Linked DNA regions of Homo sapiens: all the other regions are linked to region 1. A link is an interaction called in ENCODE POLR2A ChIA-PET data of the cell type or tissue named here. Cell type or tissue: PC-9. All regions are shown on one strand.

Region 1 (2,500 bases):
GCCCTCGGCGGCTGCCAGAATCCACGCGTGCTCCCGCGGTTCCAGGCACAGCCTGCTGCTGCCCGGCCCACTCGGCCCGCCCAGCTCCTCGGCGCGCTCCTCCGACAGCCACCCCGCAGGAGCCGCCCGCTGCAGCCCCAGCAGTTCCCGCAGCGCTCCCCGCCGGCGCCCTGAGCCCGCTGCAGAGTGCATCAGCGTGCCTGGGAAGGGGTGCTCCCGGGAGGCGGCGGCTGCGGCTTTGCCCCAGTACCTGCCCAGGCTACCAGTGTCCGCTCTCGAGGGGCGGGGCTGCGGGGCGCACCGCAGGCTCTGCGAGGTCGGCGCGAGAGAGGCCGTGGGTGCCCGGTTCGCGGCCCCTCCGAGCTGGGCCATGGTCTTGAAGCTGCCGCCGCGGCCGTCCCAGTGTCCAGCGTTAGCTGCCCTTCCCGGGCCCCAACGGGAGAGGAACTGGCGCTGGCGTTGGGGAAGGAAGCTGCTTGAGCAATTGGGTTCGGAGGGAGGGAGCAAAGGAGAGGAGGAGGAGGAGGAGGAGGAGGAGGGAGGGAGCTAGGGGAGGGCCCCCGCGCAGGCCTTGGGGGGCGTGGAGGGGTGTGAGCTCCAGCCAAGTCCCCAGGGCAAGCCCAGCTCCACTTCCCTGGGTACCGCCGCCTCTGCAGCTCCCCCGGGTCGCGGGCGGTCCCACCCCAAACGGCCAGGTGAGCTCGGCAGCCCCGCCTCCAGCACCGAAGGGCGGGCGCGGGGACTGGCTGGGAGCTCGCCTGCGGCCCTGGAAGCCGCGGTTCTCAGCATCCCAGCCGGGGCTAGAGTGTAGAGGCGCGAGGGCGCCCCTTCCGCAGCGGGCCGAGCTCGGCTTCCAGCCACGGTCTCCCAAAGCGCGGTCCTGGAGCTCCGAGGCTCTGGCTCCCCGCCCCCTTCCTTCGCCCTTCCCTCTTATCTCTTCAGGAGTCTCCCTGCACTTTGTCCCGGAGTTGCCATTGTCCCGCGCCTAGCATTCACGCAGGCAGCTCGACTGCCCCATGTGACTGGCTCGTCTGCCTGCCTTGCCCTTTGTGTGGCCTTGACCCTCGCCGCAGCACCCGGGGCTGCCCAGGATTCCAGCAGAGAAGCCCAAGACCAGGGTCCAGGCTGACGCTCTTCCAGGGAACTCAGGAGGGATATTCCCCTTCTGCACCGCCCTCTCTGTCCTGCTCTCCACCCTCTTCCCTCCCGTCAATTTTCCCAGGTTGGCTTGGAGAAGCAGCTACAGGTGAATCTGAGCCGGCGCCGCAGGAGCGCCCTGTTCTCTTTAGAGATGCATCCCTGCTCTCTCCCCAGGGCCCCGCTTTCTACAAATTCAAAGCTTAGGGGCTTTTTAAAAAAGGATATTTTTTCTTTTTCACTCCTAATACCAGCGTACTCTTTGCTCTTCCCTTCCCTTAGTAAATAGTGGTTCTTGCCTCCACACCCCCAGCATCTTAAGGAGCTCAGTCAGTGAGCAACGGGGAGCCATAGAAGATTGTTGAGCCGGGGAGAGACACAGCCATGATGGAGGTTGTGTTAAAAAGGTGATTTGGGAGGTGCAGAGGCAGGAAGTCGGAAGACTGTTCCAGCAGTCTAGGCCAAGGGGGATGGAGGCTCAGGCCAAATCAGCCCACTCCCTCGGGGCCACCTGTGGCAGCAGTGATAGAAGGTATCGGAAGCTTTTCTTCCTTGGCCCTCACGTATTTGGAACAAGTCCTAAATATCTAGAGCTTTCCTTCAGAACAGTTTATGCATTTGTAATTTGGTTTTGAACATTTACTATGTGCCAGGCACTGTGCTTGTTGCGTTATATATGTTAACTCTTTTAATCCTCCCAGTGACCTCAAGTGCTGGGAATCATTACTGTCCCCAGTTTGCAGAGAGGTTAGGCTACTTGCTCAAGGTCACCCAGCAGGAAGTGGCAGAGCAGGTCTGTGCGACACCATAGCCTTTGTTCTGGTACACAGGAACTGGCATTCAAGCCTGGCTTATCAACTGCAAATCACATACAAGCCCCAAATTCCAGCCAAAAGGATAGACTTGTAACGTGAGCGTATCTATAACTTACACTCCTCTGCCTGGAAGAGCTTCTATGTAGTGAAGTTCTTTTCTTTCAAGGTTGCGCTTAGTTTCCACCTCTAGCAAGCCTCCTCTGATTATCCCAGCCCAAAGTGATCCCTCTCTTTCCCCAGCCCTGTGTTTCTGCTACTTCTTTGGCCCCAAGACTGCCTTGTGTTACATCTCTCTCCCCTTGCTCTCATATGCCAATTAAACTATAAACTCTTGGACAGCTATGTCATACTATCCTTGTGCACCTAGTAGTTATCCAAGAAATATTTGTTACCTTGTTCTGGTTTGGCAGGCTGGGAAAATGTGATTGTGTGTGTGTATGTTGGGGGCGGGGGACATGTATCCACAATCAGCACCTCAATGCCTGCTCCCACATCCCTGCTCCAGACTCCAATCTGCAGGACATCAAAAGCAACTCATAGATTTGGTC
Region 2 (2,500 bases), 190 kb after region 1:
AAGATTTTAGAAAATTTGAATTTGAATTTGAATTCAAAATTTTAGAAAATTTTCTAAATGAGAAGAACCCCACCCTTGACCACTATTATTGAACATGAATAGTTTTAAAAAATGGCTTTTGCCATAGACTTAGTAATGTTCCTTAATGAATTTAACCTAAAATTACAAGGCAAAACAGTGTTTATACCTGAAACCTGTACTGCAGTAAAGTCATTCAATGACATCCCACATTGTTTGAATCACAAACAGTGTCAAGGTGCTTTAATCACTTCTCGTGCTGTCAAAAGTTAAAAATCCAGATTTATATTCCCACACAAATTTGCGGTGGAAGTATTCTTGTACATGAATGTTCATAGCAGCATTATCTATATAATAACCAAAAAGTGAAAACATCCCCGTTGTCTGCCAATTGATGAATGAACAAAATGTGATATATCCATATGATGAAATATTATTCAACCATAAAAAGGAAAGAAGTACTGTAACATGGATGAACCTTGAAAACATTATGGTAAATGAAAGAAGCCAGACAAATGGCCACATATTGTAGGATTCCATTTATATGAAATGTCCAGAATAGGCAAATCCATAGAGATAAAAAGTAGATTAGTGGTTGCCGTGGGCTGGGAAGGTGGGGGATGTGCGGGTCGTGGTGACTACTAATGGGTATAAGATTTCTTTTTGAGATGATGGAAATGTTCTGGAATTAGTGGTGATGGTTACACAACTTTGTGAATACACTAAAAAACACCCAATTACACATTTTAAAAGGGTGAATTTTATGTTACGTGAATTATATCAACTAAAAAATAAGATACCTAAAAAATTATGTACTCATCTGGAATAGTCATTAAAATCACAATCATATTTAGAAACACACCCAAATCAGTATCATATATATATATATATATATATAATATAAACTATATAATGCATAGTCCTTTATTTAGCTGGTCTTATATATACATATGTGTATATATACATATAAATGCATGCGTTATAGAAATGTAAAGAATTTATATAATATTAAGGGTGTTGTGAGAAAGCCCACCAATCTTCATTGAGAAGTGACTCCCAGATCACAGGAGTCCCAGCTAACTTGGCCAAGACAAAGTAGGTTCTGGGAGGCTCCAGGCGCACCCCCGTATATCTTAGCCTGATAGGACAGCCCGGAAGTTTATAAGACTTCTGCTAACACGTGACCAGCGTAGCCACAAGGAAAAGGTGCAAGGCGCACTCGTGACGTCATTTCGGGGCGACCCTCTTCTTGGCGTAGAGTTTTCAGATTGCTCTTGGGAATCATGCCGAAAGTAGTGTCTCGGTCAGTAGTCTGCTCTGACACTCGGGACCGGGAGGAATATGACGACGGCGAGAAGCCCCTCCATGTTTACTACTGTTTGTGCGGCCAGATGGTCCTAGTGCTGGGTGAGTAGCCGGGAACTGCGGGGGCGTCTGCAAGGAGCCAGACTTCGGGTTCTTGAAGGCGAATTTCCTCTGGCTGTGATCTGGGAGCCACTTCTCAACGAAGATTGGTGGGTTTTCTCTCTCCGACTAAATCCTCCCTACGCATCCCCGCCCCACTCCAGGGCATTTTTTTTTTTCCTGCTTTTTGTTTAGCCTTGTGACTCTGTATCCAGACCTTCCTCAAAACTAAACTCCTTCAGGAGAACAAAAATAGAAACACAAACATATTGTATTTCCCTCTTAATCCACTGTCTTCAAAAACTACTGCCTCTAGAAGCTTTATAACTTTTCTGCTGGATACCAAGATGCTGCAGTTGCTCTTACCTCACAGCAAACGAAAATAAAACCCTCCCTCGATCCTGTATTCCCCTCCAGCTATAACCCCATTTCGTTGCTTCTTTTATAGCAAAGCTTCTCAAAAGAGTTGCCTATATTGGCTGTCTCTGCATCCTGACTTCTAATTCTCTCCTGACCTCACTTCAGGTAGGCTTTCCTTCCCACCTCATCATCTTAACCGTATTTGGCTCCATGTTAACAGTTCTAGTGGTCAGTTATCAATGTTCATTTTAATTCTGTCAGTGGCATTTGACAGAGGTAATCATTTCATTCCTTTTGCAACATGTTTTTTATTTGCTTCCAAGACTCCATACTCACTTGATTTTCCTCCTACCTCGTATTTCCCCCCCCCCTTTTTTTTCAGATGGAGTCTCACTCTGCTGCCCAGGCTGGAGTGCAGTGGTGCAATCTCGGCTCACTGCAAGCTCTGCCTCCCGGATTCAAGTGATTCTCCTGCCTCAGCCTCCCGAGTAGCTGGGATTACAGGCGCCCGCCACCATGCCCGGCTAATTTTTGTGTTTTTAGTAGAGACGGGGGTTTCACTACGTTGGCCAGGCTGGTCTCGAACTCCTGACCTCGTGATCCACCCGCCTCGGCCTCCCAAGGTGCTGGGATTACAGGCGTGAGCCACCGCGCCCAGCCTTAGATTTTTCCCCTTGTCTGGCTCCCTTTTCTCTCTCAGACTTTTAGGCATTCCAAG
Region 3 (2,500 bases), 130 kb before region 1:
TAATTTTTTGTATTTTTAGTAGAGACGGGGTTTCACCATGTTGGCCAGGCTGGTCTCGAACTCGTGACCTCAGGTGATCCTCCCGCCTCGGCCTTCCAAAGTGCTGGGATTACAGGTGTGAGCCACCACGCCCGGCCTTATTTTAATTTTATTTTGAGATGGAATTTCAATCTTATTGCCTCAGCCTCTTGAGTGGCTGGGATTATAGGCGCCCGCCACCATGCCCAGCTAATTATTGTATTTTTTTGTGGGGACGGGTTTTTGCTATGTTTCCCAGGCTGGTCTTGAACTCCTGAGTTCAAGGGATCCGCCAGCCTCAGCCTTCCAAAGTGCCGGGATTACAGGTGCGAGCTACCACGCAGGGCCAGGATTTGTTTTTTTCCCCTTTGTTTTGTTTACATTTTTCTTTTGGTGGGGGGAGGGGAGAGATAGGGTCTCACTCTGTCACCCAGGCTGGAGTGCAGTGGTGCGATTACGGTTCACTGCAGCTTCCACCTCCTGGACTCAACTGATCCTCCCGCCTCAGCCTCCCAAGTAGCAGAGACCACAAGCACACACCACTAAGGTCAGCTAATTTTTTGTAGAGACTAGGTCTCACTATGTTACCCAGGCTGGTCTCAAACTCCTGACCTCAAGCGATCCTCCTGCCTCAGCCTCCCAAAGTGCTAGGATTACAGGCGTAAGCCACCCCAACGGGCTGGGAGTAGGATTCCTTATTGCCTGCCCAGAGGAGACAAATGCAGGCAAAATACTTTCGTGGAGGGAACCTGGAGAGATTTCCCAGCAGATTAGAAAGGCTCCTTCTTTGAAGCAGAAGCTTAAATTCTGTGGCCAGAACTTTACTTCTTACCCCCAGCCAAGCCCCTTACTGAAACGCACAAATTTTGGCTTCCAGGGCTCTCTAGGTTGAGAGGCCTTTTGAATCCTCATGCAGCGCCGAGGACAAGTTCTTCCAAACTACTCCCTGCTCGGATGCTAGTGCAGGTATGAGTGGAGAAAAATGGCTTGGAAGCAGAGATGGAGGGGAGAGCTGGGAGGAGCAGGTGGGGCAGAGCGGGAGGAGCTGGCTAGAGCCTTGCCAAGCTCAGCCCCTCCCTCTTCGGGAAGAAAATAGACTTGGCTGCTTGGGAAGCCATAACTCCCACCCGACTCCCCACCCCCGCGCCGCACCCCCGCCATGGGCCTCTGGAAGCATCGGGACTATGGGGGGCAGGGAGGCTGCGCCGGCTGCCCACTGGCGCGTGGTCCAGCGATGCGCCCGCGTTCTTCTGAAAGAACGTGGAGACTGCACCAATACGCGCCGCCCCAGTAACAAAAATTAGCCGGGCGTGGCGGCGCGCTCCTGTGGTCTCAGCTACTTGGGAGGCTGAGATGGAAGATCACTTGAGCCCGGGAGGTCGAGGCTGCAGTAGCCATGATCGCACCACTGCATTACAGCCTGGGCGACAGAGCCAGAGCCTGATACAGGCCTGGCCAAGTGGAGTGCGTCCTGTCAGCTCCCCAGGAGCCGATGGGCGGGGTCGGTCGCAAGTACACTGCCCTACTGTCCTGGGCTTTCCGAGGCTGCCGGGAGCTAGACAGACCGCCAGGGGGCGAGAGGGCCAGCGCCTCCCTTGTCCTGAATGTGGGGAGTGGAGGGGAGGGGGAAATTTGTATCAAGGATGTTGTGCTCACTAGAGAGAACTGCTTTGGAGAGTCTTGCAGATCCACACACTTTTTTTTTTTTTTTAGTCGGAGTCTCACTGTGTCGCCCAGGCTGGAGTGCAGTGGTGCGATCTCGGCTCACTGCAACCTCTGCCTCCCGGGTTCAAGCGATTCTCTTGTCTCAGCCTCCCAAGTAGCTGGGATTACAGGTGTGTGCAACCGCACCCAGCTAATTTTTGTATTTTCAGTAGAGACGGGATTTCACCATGTTGGCCAGATTGGTCTCGAACTCCTGACCACAAGTGATCCGCCCGCCCCAGCCTCCCAAACTGCTGGGATTACAGGCATGAGCCATCGCGCCTGGCCTACACTCTCTTAGCTGCTGCTGCTGCTTTTTTTTTTTTTTTTTTCTTTTGAGACAGAGTCTTGCTCTTGTCGCCTAGGCTGGAGTGCAATGGCACGATCCTGGCTCACTGCAACCTCCCCCTCCCGGATTCAAGCGATTCTCCTGCTTCAGCCTCCTGAGTAGCTGGGATTACAGGCATGCACCACCACACCCTGCTAATTTTTGTATTTTTAGTAGACACAGGGTTTCACCATGTTGGTCAGGCTGGTCTCGAACTCCTGTCCTCAAGTGTTCTGCCCACCTTAGCTTCCCAAAGTGCTGGGATTACAGGCGTGAGCCACCGCGCCTGGCCTAGGTTCTTCCTGAACTGAAGAAAATCCAGGGAGATGCCCTAGATAGGGGTAGTCTACATCACAGCACAAGGAAGAGAGGACAGAGCTCTCTCTTGGGACTCCACACCCTGGGCCTTGAATTATACTCTTTTCCACCTATGCCTCATTTTCATTCCCT

The links. ChIA-PET counts read pairs that join two places held together with the same protein. Peaks named below come from ENCODE experiments on the same cell type or tissue, not always from the same donor. Only the 100,000 strongest peaks of a DNase experiment are listed, where the experiment ranks them.
Region 2: POLR2A ChIA-PET joins it to region 1 with 15 read pairs; 11 of 35 experiments call an interaction of 5 or more read pairs at or near these places.
Region 3: POLR2A ChIA-PET joins it to region 1 with 31 read pairs; 14 of 35 experiments call an interaction of 5 or more read pairs at or near these places.

The regions. Positions count from the first base shown.
Region 1 is chrX:119,756,540-119,759,039 of GRCh38, reverse strand. SOWAHD (sosondowah ankyrin repeat domain family member D) reads right to left here and starts at 452. Exons shown (of 1, transcript NM_001105576.3): 1 at 1-452. The coding sequence starts at 372. RefSeq lists silencers at 143-442, 553-702. In PC-9, no CTCF peak of the experiment used is centred here; DNase peaks (open chromatin) are centred at 249 and 969; H3K4me3 peaks cover 1,435 bases.
Region 2 is chrX:119,564,157-119,566,656 of GRCh38, reverse strand. It overlaps STEEP1 (STING1 ER exit protein 1), which reads left to right and starts at 1,248. Exons shown (of 7, transcript NM_022101.4): 1 at 1,248-1,425. The coding sequence starts at 1,302. In PC-9, no CTCF peak of the experiment used is centred here; a DNase peak (open chromatin) is centred at 1,206; H3K4me3 peaks cover 1,455 bases; H3K27ac peaks cover 705 bases.
Region 3 is chrX:119,886,892-119,889,391 of GRCh38, reverse strand. No RefSeq gene overlaps it. Among named protein-coding and RNA genes, the nearest start is that of AKAP14, 7.8 kb to the left of the region's middle. In PC-9, CTCF peaks have their summits at 1,405 and 1,609 (motif pointing right); a DNase peak (open chromatin) is centred at 1,561; H3K4me3 peaks cover 846 bases.